Linked DNA regions of Mus musculus: region 1 is linked to region 2. A link is a contact called in ENCODE Hi-C or POLR2A ChIA-PET data. All regions are on one chromosome and are shown on one strand. Each heading gives the region's core, a stretch centred on a gene start or an enhancer-like site at or near the end of the contact. The rest is flanking DNA. Distances are from core to core; before and after follow the strand shown. Region 1 holds the start of Gpr137c (G protein-coupled receptor 137C). Region 2 holds the start of Ptger2 (prostaglandin E receptor 2 (subtype EP2)).

The links. A loop is a pair of places that touch in the nucleus more often than their neighbours do. ChIA-PET counts read pairs that join two places held with the same protein, here RNA polymerase II (POLR2A).
Region 1: a loop to region 2 is called in a map of regulatory T cell, with 2.1 times the contacts of the local background. The contact joins the promoter of Gpr137c here to the promoter of Ptger2 in region 2. A Hi-C loop is called at or near these places in 1 of 37 maps with a recorded cell type or tissue (regulatory T cell). POLR2A ChIA-PET finds 5 or more read pairs at or near these places in 2 of 5 experiments (Patski and embryonic stem cell).

Annotation. Positions count from the first base shown.
Region 1 is chr14:45,218,028-45,223,207 of GRCm38, reverse strand. Gpr137c (G protein-coupled receptor 137C) reads right to left here and starts at 3,491. Exons shown (of 7, transcript NM_027518.2): 1 at 2,790-3,491. The coding sequence starts at 3,215. It overlaps Txndc16 (thioredoxin domain containing 16), which reads left to right and starts at 3,783. Exons shown (of 21, transcript NM_001310534.1): 1 at 3,783-3,991; 2 at 4,159-4,212.
Region 2 is chr14:44,986,314-44,991,512 of GRCm38, reverse strand. It overlaps Ptger2 (prostaglandin E receptor 2 (subtype EP2)), which reads right to left and starts at 3,402. Exons shown (of 2, transcript NM_008964.4): 1 at 1,706-3,402. The coding sequence starts at 2,548.

The sequences.
Region 1 (5,180 bases), core at 2,242-4,741, 230 kb before region 2:
TGAAATAAAGAAACAACTCCTCGAAGAGAAAAACTTTACGAATTCAGAATGATCAATAGAAAATATACTTCCAGTTACTTGGAATTGTTAATTAAAAACTGTCATCCAGAGCTGGGCATGGTGGTATACATCTATATTTCCTTGCATTTGGAAGGCTGAAGCAGGAGGATGGAGAGTTCAAGGCCAGCCTGAAGTACATAGACAGTCTGCCTCAAAAAATACAAGAAAAACAAATCCACACTTTTCTTACCTTTTTTTTTTTTTGGCAAAGTACTACAACGTGTAACTTGTAGATCCTTCTGCTTCTGTCATCTAGGTATAAGGATTACAAATATGTGCTCACATACTCACCTTTTAAGTTCAGTTGTTATATAGGCCATATTGTCTTAGAACTATGTAGTTTAGGATGCCCTCAAAATCATGGCATTCTTCCAGCCTCTCCCTCCCAAGTGCTGAGATTATAGGTACATACCACACTTGACTTCAAATACTCTCTTAAGTATAGATATCTATGAACTGGGAAATAAATTCTGATTCAAATGTCTATTATAAAGCAGGATTTCAAAAAAGGACAATATTTATTCAAGTATTATGTCCTAAACTTTTTAGTGTTATTATAAAAGGCAAGCAACCCATAAGCCCTTTCCAGAAGATACTAAGAAACAACCAATCAAACAAAAGAGCTTCAGTACAGTATTTTGAAATTTATATTTTCTAGGGTAAGAGCTTTTTCCAAAAAAGTGTATCACACAAACAAGTGATTCATTTAATAAGACTTTCAGACTTTAATGTTTTCTTACTTGGAATACCAGTGATAACATGTGAAAACTATGTAGATAATCTTTATTTTTTTTGTTCTAGAAATACTTTTTAGAATTTTGTGCTTAAATATAGTTGATATTTTTCCTATTATGTTTGGCCACTTTCTTTCCCTTTGAGTGAGAGGTGCTGTCTGGTAGAAGATACAAGGGAACCCTTAAGGCATCCAAGATCTTACTCAGGCTGTTGGTAACTTGGATGTATACATACATAACACTTCCCTAGCTGCATGTTTAAGATTGTGTACACTTTCTGGTTATGTGTTACATCTCAAGTGAAAGGGTGATGTTAGCAAGGTCCAATGAATTGCATATATAATTTTTTAAGACATATGGGGGGGGTGACAACACCCGTGGTATCTGATGCTCCTAGCAAATTGACTTTTAATCATTTTCAGGTAGATTAACTGTATCTGAGGCTAAAGTAAGTCTTCAATAATGAGAAATTACTAATGTACTATCAGAAGTGTCAAGAAGAACTCAGTATCAGTTTACCTATAAATATGTGTTATAAAACCTTAAGCAACTGGATGATCCCCAAATATGATACCATTGTAGCATGTTTATTTGATTTACAATTGCATATGCTTTTCACTTTTGCTTAAGAGTGTGGCATTATTTTTGTGGTATTATGAGGTTTTTTATGGTATTATGTTGCTAGAGAATAAAAATAAAGTTTGGTTTTGTTACTCAATAATTGTTTTTTATTGGATATAGCTTGTATATATAACAATTGTATATAGCTGAAATTACAATTGTGATTTTAAAAACGCTTTCTATTTTCCTGTTTATTAAGGGGAAAAAAAGAGTTGGTTTATGTAGGAAATATAAACACAATCTGATTCAAAAGTGCCTTTTTTGGGTTACTTTTCCTTGGAACTGTGTTAATTCTCATCACCTCCAAAAGCCTTTGAGAGGATTAGCTGCATAGACCAATACCGTTCTATATTAGTCAGTATTAAGTGTATGATGTCACCTTTTTTTCTCCTCTCCTAAGCTCGTATTTTGAGGGAAAAGAAGACTGGGGGGGGGGGGGTGGAACCTGAAAATAATAAGGCATAAATACCAGATAGACATGATTGACAACCTTATACCCCCAACCTGTCTGAAATGGGTCAAATGTGCTGCAGAACAATGCAATCCAACCAGCAATTCCCCGTAAAAGAGAAAGGGGGTGTGATTAGACTCCAGCTATTAAGCAAGTTGTTGGAAAAACAAAATCAAAAACACCAAAAAACATAGTTCCGTGGTTTGTTTCTGCAACAGGCACAGGTTAAGCTTGTATCTTCTCTCCTAATTAGCTCTCCCCCAAAGGGCTGTGCTGTAAGAGACCGCCTAAATCGCCAAAGCAAGCAGCAACTGGGACAAACACTAAGGGCTTTATGGAGGTCCTTCGACTGTCCCGCAGCATTGGTTATTGATCGTTCACCCCGTCGGGGAAGCGATCGATCAGAATTTGTGCAAGGTGTATCGAGCCACAGTTAAGGAGATGCGGGGGGGGGGGGGGATATAAGCTTCTAATAAAAGAAACGCAGCAACAATAGCGGAGGAACAGCTCTGCCTGGTGACGTAATGGCTGGCAGCGGTCCAGCTTCAGCAGAGCTGCCTCTACTTCAGCATCCAACCTCCCTCAACCCGGTCCAGCCTCGACAGAGCTACCGGAGCTGCTACTTCTTACGATGCTTCTCTGTGGTCGCCACCAACGCCTTACGTGGAGGTCTGGGACATTGAACAAAGGGTGTCCCACTGCCTTAAGTTGTCGGGGCACGCATACTCTCTCTCTCACACTTCTCCAACCCCCTCAGGCACCGAGTCCATCAGCGGCTTAAGTTGAGGGAGAGGGAAAGACAGGAGTGTCTCAGTGTCCCCAGACTGCCCTCCGGCCACCTCCCCCAGCCCCGACCCCTTCCGTCTCGGCAGGAGTGGATCCCGGCGGCCCCGCTCCCCCGCTCGCCGGTCCTCCCGCCTTACCTCTGCCAGGTAGAGGTTGAGGAGACAGAGCGTGGAGAACTGTAGGCAGGAGGGGAAGCAGTAGAGCAGCCAGTGCGGGAAGAAGTGCAGGCGAGAGGGTGGCCGCAGCAGGGGCAGAGAGCCGCTGAGGGAGAAGGCGGCCGAGAAGAGCGTGGTCCTGAGCGCTGCCCACGCGAGACACAGGAAGAGGCAGAGGCTCTGGTAACTGAGCCGCCGCTCGCGGTACAGGAGCAGCCGCCACAGCTGCAGGTAGGCAAAGGCGAAGAGCGCGGCGTAGAGCAGCGCGTGCAGCACGCTCAGCGCCAGCTGCACCGAACCGGGAACCGCGGCGCCCGAGGCCGCGACGGCGCCCCCGCCGGACGTCGAGGGTTCGCGGCCGGCCGTGGGGACCGCGGCGGCCGCCGGCCCGGACACTGATACCCTCATGAGGGGACGCGAGCAGCGGGGAGGGAGCGCGGGAAGGAAGCGGCCCGAGCGCCCCCCGGACCTCCCGCCCGCCCCAGCCTGCGGCCCCGGGCAGCGCCGTGACAGGAGTCGCAGCCCCGCGCGATGGCCGCGGCTGCCCTCGGGCCCGCCTCCCCTTCCCCCCGGGGGGCTCGGTTCCTCGGGCCGCGGCTCGGCTCCGCAGCAGCAGCAAACAACTCTCGGCTGGAGACAATCAGCTGAGAAACCCGAGCTTTTGAGGCGCTCGCTCCGCACTGTGAGCTGCCGGCGATTGGCCCGGGCGGGCGCGCCCTCCGGGCGCCTCACTCGGAATACCACAGGCCTCAGAGCCTGTCACTCCAGAAGCCTTTGATCTGATTGGCCTTCTGCTTTCTCCTCTTTTACCCCCGCCCCTCTTCCCACCCACGCTGCTGATTGGCCCAGCAACTGCAAGACTTCCTCGCGCCGGCGGGAGGACTCCAGATTCTGTCACCTGGGGCTGTTCTCGCTCCGCCCCCTGACCGTCCATTGGTTGGAGGATCTCTTACGTAAGGAGCACGAGGAGCAGGCGGAGCCTCGGGGGTTGTTTTTTCGCCCAAGAGACTGATTTTGCGGAGGCAGTGCCGGCCGTGGGCGGTGAGCTTCTCAGGTAGGCGTAGTTGCTTTGGGAGCCGCCGTAGGGACCAGCCCCTGCCCCGCCTTCTGTCACCATCTCTACTCTGATGGCGGGACGTGCTGTCCTCAGAGACCTTTCATCTCTGCACGAGAATCTCAGGCAGGTGGGTAGCAGCGCGGGCCTCAAGACTTTGCCTGCAGGATTGCATGCACATCAGCACTCGGCAAACGTCCCTCCAGCCAGGTTGCTTGCTGATTCAGTTCACCTGTTTCTGGGGGCACCAAACGACGCTGGTTTTGATTTCATTTCCCCCCCTTTTCTTTTTCTGAGCTGGAGGAAACACGGGGCGAGGAAAGCGAATGAAGCAAAGCGCGAGCGGAAACTGTAAGTAATCAACCCTTTCTTCTCTTGGGAAGAGGTCCTGAAGGATGGTGGTCCTGGGAACAGATGAACGTTGAGGCCTTCTCCAAGGGGAAGGTGATTCTTCGAAACTTGCAATTTAGAAAGCTCTCTTGGGCGCAGGGGTGGGCAGGGGAGGGGTGGGGGGAGCGCGGAGCAGTAACAATGTGGTGATTGTCCAGAATGGAAGAGTTTGTGTGAGATTCTGCTTGTGTGTTGGAACAAGTGGTGCTATTCTCATCAGAGACTGAGAGATACAAAATAAGAGGTATATTTCTGCTTTAAATAAGTGAGGAACGGTTGTATGTTGGCCACTACATGAAGGTTTTTTTTTTTGTTTTTTGTTTTTTGTGTTTTTTTTGTATTTGGTATTTGGTAGCAAATCAGTCAAAGTAATGCAAGATGAGGAAGGATCCTGTGTTCTCAGAGTGAGCCTCTCATTGCAGATTCAGTGCTTCTGTAGACAGCATATTTACTGGAGCATCCAATATCCAGCCTTTCCTAAATACTCCCTCCTTAAGGTCTGCTTAAGAAGATGGCTGTTTCTCAGTCCTCCACCACCAAGTACATGTTACAAAGGGGCTTAAGATCTGTTCTGTACTTATTCTGGTCCAGTAGTTTGCCAGACACCAGACAGTATTACCATCCACAAGTGTAATCATGCACACACATGTACAATAATGATAAAATGAAAAGAAAGCCCTAAGTCTGTGTTTATTCAGTGGTAGGCTCATCAGGAAGACTATAATGAGGCAGGAGACTCTCCAGCATTTAGATGTTGTCTTTTTCTCATTAGCTGTATGGTGGAGGCTATGTTACAGATGTTTAGCCAGATACACATGTGGATGGTCAGCTTTGACTGAAAGGGAAAGGGGAAGTGCAGGATTGATTTTTGGTTCTTGTTTATAATGTTCTGTCTTCCATGATGTTTTACTCAGCACAGGCTAAGCTCG
Region 2 (5,199 bases), core at 2,153-4,652:
AGGGGAGGCCTGTCCTTTTCTGAAGAGAAACAGAGGAGTCATGGTTGGGAGGAAGGGGTAGAAGGGAGGTGGGGGAAGGAGCTGGGAGCAGAGGAGGGAGGGGAAACTACAGTAGCGATGTAAGGAGGGGAGTATATATGGCAATAATTGATCCTTCACGATTAAAGGCAACACTTTACAAGAGCACAGGGGATCTGCTGTAATTCACAACTTTTATATTTTAAAATATACTTTACCAAGTTTTCCAGTTGAAGAGGAGCCATTTTTCTGTCCACTAGCTTCTTTTCAGTGGATTAGGAATGGAGAAACAATCCTTTGTATAAGTGTTTGGGCCAGCATAGAGCCCATTCTCAGGCTACATAAGTAGCTCCTGGTACTTTTATACGTTTACTTACAAATCACAGATCAAGTTCTTAGAGCAGACATCCTAATTCCCAGCAGCCTAAGACAGACACATTGTAGAATGGTTGGAGTCTTGTTTAGTGAGACTAGAAGTGCCTTCTTTTAGAGATAATGGTCAGCATCCTAGCCCCACCTCCAAAAGCTAATGCAGCCCCAAACATAAAACACAAAAGCACAGGAGCCACGTTCTGGTTAAATCACAACATTCCCCAACACAAACTCTCCTTCTGGAGTAGCTATGGAGATGCCAGCTTCCACAGTCCAATTCGTTATTTAAGAGGGCGGTGTGACCAGCTCCATAGCATTCCCCACTAAGTATAACTTGCCAGTTCAGACCATCTTCTGTGGTAGAGGAGAGAAGAAAAGGACAAGTGTGAGGGCAATGGGGAGCAGAGCACAGCTGAGAAGGGAAGTCCCTTGGTGACGGGGTTCTGATCTTTCCCCTTGAGGATGAATAGATGGCACCAATCAGAAACATCCATGAGAAACAGAGAAGAGCTATTTCTACTGCTTCAGATCTCTGACTAGACACTCTCCATGCTGTCCTTTCCCAAACCCCCCTTCTATAGTTCTTTATGAAGGACCAGAAGGCTTCAACTTTGGCTGTGCATCCACATTAGGCTTTAGCAGCTCAGCATTTATTTCAGATCTCACTGTCAATGCTGCCTCTAACTGAGCAACACCCATGTTTCTATCCTGGCCCTGCCTCAGTTCCCCAAGCAACCTTTTCCCTCATCCCTGAGATGTTCCAGCTGTTACTGAATTTATCTATGTGCTCACAAAGTGCACAGCTACAGAATGAGGAGCATCTATGTGTGCTCCTGACAGTGACATCAAGAAACAATTTTGTAACTTAATGTTCCTAAAGTCAAATGAAAGAGGCTGTAACCTTCTACACCAAGGGCCTTCTGAATGCTGTGTGTTGACAACTACATTTTGCTCAGGAGAAATGAAAGCACCAAGAGAAGGGGCCTCAAGGATAGCAAAGTGGGCCCCAGTGATCAGATTATAACATTGTCAACATCCTATCTTGGGAGGGACTCCCTCCTCTTCAGTTACCAACCCAGGGAAGAGACCAAGCAGGTTCTTAGAAGAAGTGCTAAGTAGCAACAGTCATATGCAAAGACAGGAGGAGGAAGGAAGGAAGTGGGTAAGGTGAAAAGGAAAGGGGAAGGCAATTGACCTTTGTCAATTAAGACATTTCCCACCCAGGCTGTGCCTAAAGGTGGAAAGGGTGGGGTGAGAGGAGTTTGAGCAGGCTGCGCGGGCTGCTTGCGGGGCTGTGGAAACAAAGGTGACTTACTGTGAAAGGCAAGGAGCATATGGCGAAGGTGATGGTCATAATGGCCAGGAGAATGAGGTGGTCCGTCTCCTCTGCCATCGAAGTCCTCTCTCCTCTCCTGCGAGATCCAGGGCCTCTTAGGCTACTGCCAGACAATCCGCAGCGGCTTCTTCTGCTCCGACGGTGCATGCGAATGAGGTTGAGGATAACGCTGATGTTGCAGGCGAGCACAGCCACGATAAGCAGCAGGAGCATCGTGGCGTACAGCTGAAGGTATGCAGTCCTCCCGTGCCGGATAAAGCACCATGTCCCAGGACAGTACTGGACGTACTCCCCGTAGTTGAGCAGCGGCAGGGAACAGAAGAGCAAGGAGGCCCCATAGATGACAGGCAGCACCGCCAGACCCCCGCGGCGCGATAAGTGGCGCCTGTAGAAGTAAGGGTACCCGATGGAGAGGTAGCGTTCCAGGGCCATAGCGAAGAGCATGAGCATCGTGGCCAGACTAAAGAAGGTCATAGTGAAAGCGAAATAGGTACACGCGTGACTTTCGGGAGCCAGGGCCACCAGGGTCTGGTTTCTTGAATATGAAGCCAGCACCACCGGGCTGATGAGGCAGGTTCCCAGCAGGTCAGTGAGCACCAATTCCGTTACCAGCACGTGAAACAAGGAGATAGAGGTCCTGCTGCCGGCGCTACACCCGGTGTCCCCACGCCAGCGGCGCGCCAACAGTGCCAGTGCGATGAGATTCCCCAGAACCCCGGCCGAGAACATCACCGAGCTGATGGCTGGGCTTTCCCCCGAAAGGAGCCACTGACGACTCTTGCAGTCCTCCATTAGCTTGGAGTCATTAAGAAAATTGTCCATGGTGGAGGGTGTGGAGGAGAGATGATATCTCTTCCAGGCAAGTACCAGACAGTCGGAGGGTCTGATGGCCCCAGGGCTCCAAGACAGAGCAGGGAAAAGGGGAGGGACCGAAATCCAGAGCTCCCTTCCGGCCCCCAACTCGCACCAAGGACAGACTTGTTTGGGTCTCCTGCCTGTACGTACAGTGGCCTCTTCACTACAATATCCGGTCGCTCTCGGTGCTTCTGTGCCTCACCTGCCCTAGCAGGGGGTGCTTGCCAGAGCAGCTGCTCCCTCCAGCGCCTTCAGGGGGCAAGTCCAGTAGTGGAATCCAGGAAAGCAATTTAGATTGCTTGCGAGCTGCTGCCGTGGGGCCAGGCAGGGCAGACACACACTGACAGGGCTCTAGAAGGGACCTGGGGGCGTTCCCAGCGCTCACCCTGAGCTGGCCCATAAGGTCTTCCTTCCTATGGGTTGGAAGTTGCAGTGCCTCTGACTTCAGCTCTGAAGCCTTTAGCCCTAGCAGAAGGCTGGGAACCAGCACAGTTTAATAAGACTGGGGTAACAGGAACTCACCAAACTGAGGTTAAGAGAGTCCAGCCCTGTGAGGTGTGGAGGAGGCACAAAAACATCAAGACAACTTGAAGTAAGAATATGAGAGAGGTTGTTGTTTTCCTTTAAAACAAAACAAAACACAAAACATCCAGAAAGATACCCAACAAAGGTGGGACAAAAACTGGAAGGAACTGAAAAGCAAACCTATCCATCCAAGAAATGGAACCGTGCACACCACAGAGTGGCCTTTGCCTTCCTATAACAACGACTTGCTTAAGCAATCCTAACAAAACAAAACAGGAACTGTTCTTGTAATCCTCTAGAGTCATGTTTGTGGCCCCAGATGGAAAACAAATGGCACTTAAGTGTTCTCTATTGAGGCTCAATCTTGAAGAATCTGTTAATACATTGTTCACATTCGTCTCTCCACAGTCAGTTAACCATTCGAAGGATTTATTCCCGGAGTGTTTTGGTAATTGGCCAGTTTCACAATGAAGCTGGCATAAATAGTTATTTATCATTTGTTGCCATAGTTACAGAGTAGTTAAAAATGCAGCAGTGTTTCTGGTTTTCTCAGTCCAGCCTGACAGACAACGTAGGCAAGGGTATACTACTAGAAAAAGTGTATTTCATGCAGAGAAAGAGAGTGTGCTGAGAAAGAAAGGTTTGCCCAGGAGTAAAAAGAAAGAGCAATGGAAAGATTATTTATGGAGTACACCTTGCTTCTCATGACTTAGCTCACCATGCTTCTGGCCTGGGGACTGGAGGGGTTTTCTAGCAAAATACGGGAAGCAGAATCCATTTGGGAGGCCTACAGGCTCATTTCCCACAGCTGAAGCTATCCACTCCATTGCTAAGTTTGTAGGGCATGGATGCAGTGGGTGTCAAACTCCTCTAGTTTCCTTTCAGGCTGTAAACTGCAGGCCAGTAGCGTCCTCCACACAGCCACCCAAAGTGGACTCTCCCATGTCCATCTTGTGCCATCTCCTCCCACATGGTTGGGGAATGAGCAGAACAGGCAAGACTCTGATGCTGTTTCCACTGTGTTTACTTTCCAAAGGCTTTTATACCCTTTCTGTTTCCATGGTCACCTTATAACAAAAGCCCCTTGTGGCTCTATTTCTATATAATTGTCTCTACCTTTTCACTACATGAGTGACATGACTCTGCTGACTTTAATGGATACCAGAGAAAATTCGAGATCTCATCCCTATACCCTCTGCCTTTTTCTGCTAGTCTCTACCCCAACTTAGTAGCACACTGTGAGAAGATTCTCACAGAGGTGTGTGGACAATCTAGTTTCTGATTACTAAGCTCTGTCCATACCCCTTCCTCAACAACCCCTCAGACCCTAGGGTATGCACTCCCTGCATGTGAGACAGTCTTGGGGATCCTGGGGGAAGAAGCCACTATGAAGCCCCAGACATGGGTTTAAGCAAGGAATTCCCTGGTGCAGGGAAGTTTGTCTACAGGACAGGTGGCTTTGGGGCTCCGTGAGTGATCCCTACTTAAAGGTGAATATGTCACAAGAAAAAGACCAGAGCTAGTTGTATAATTCTTAGGAGTTCATATCTTAGTAATTACTTTTCTGGGCTTCGTGATTTCATTTGCAACATATTCAAATTAGCATTTTTGTTTGTTTGTGTGTTTGTTTCCAGTAGTTGCACAGAGAGAGCTAGCAGTCCTACTGTGTTCCATGTTTCAGCAGTCTCACTGGATGCTTAGTTTGCCATCTCTACCTACTCAGACCATCAGGTCGGTTCAGTAAATTGAATTATCTTCTGTAGTTTGAAAGTGGCTTCTTCCCATTTCTAATTGTAGTGTCAGCATCCCAGTACAAGTTCAGTTTATCCAGAGTCTAGGATTTCTTAATAGAAAAATATATTAACACCCTCAGTTTTAGAATTGGGACATACAGCTTTGCTAATTTTCAGTTCCTGTTCATGAAGCCATTGTGTTTGGGGAACACCATGTGATTAGTAATTGTGTGTCAACTTGGTCAGGCATGGGATGCCCAGGAGCTGACTAAACAGTATGTCTGACTATATCTGGGAGGTGTTCTAAAGAACTTAGCATCCACATTGCTGGACTGACTAAGGCACATAACAGCTCCATTG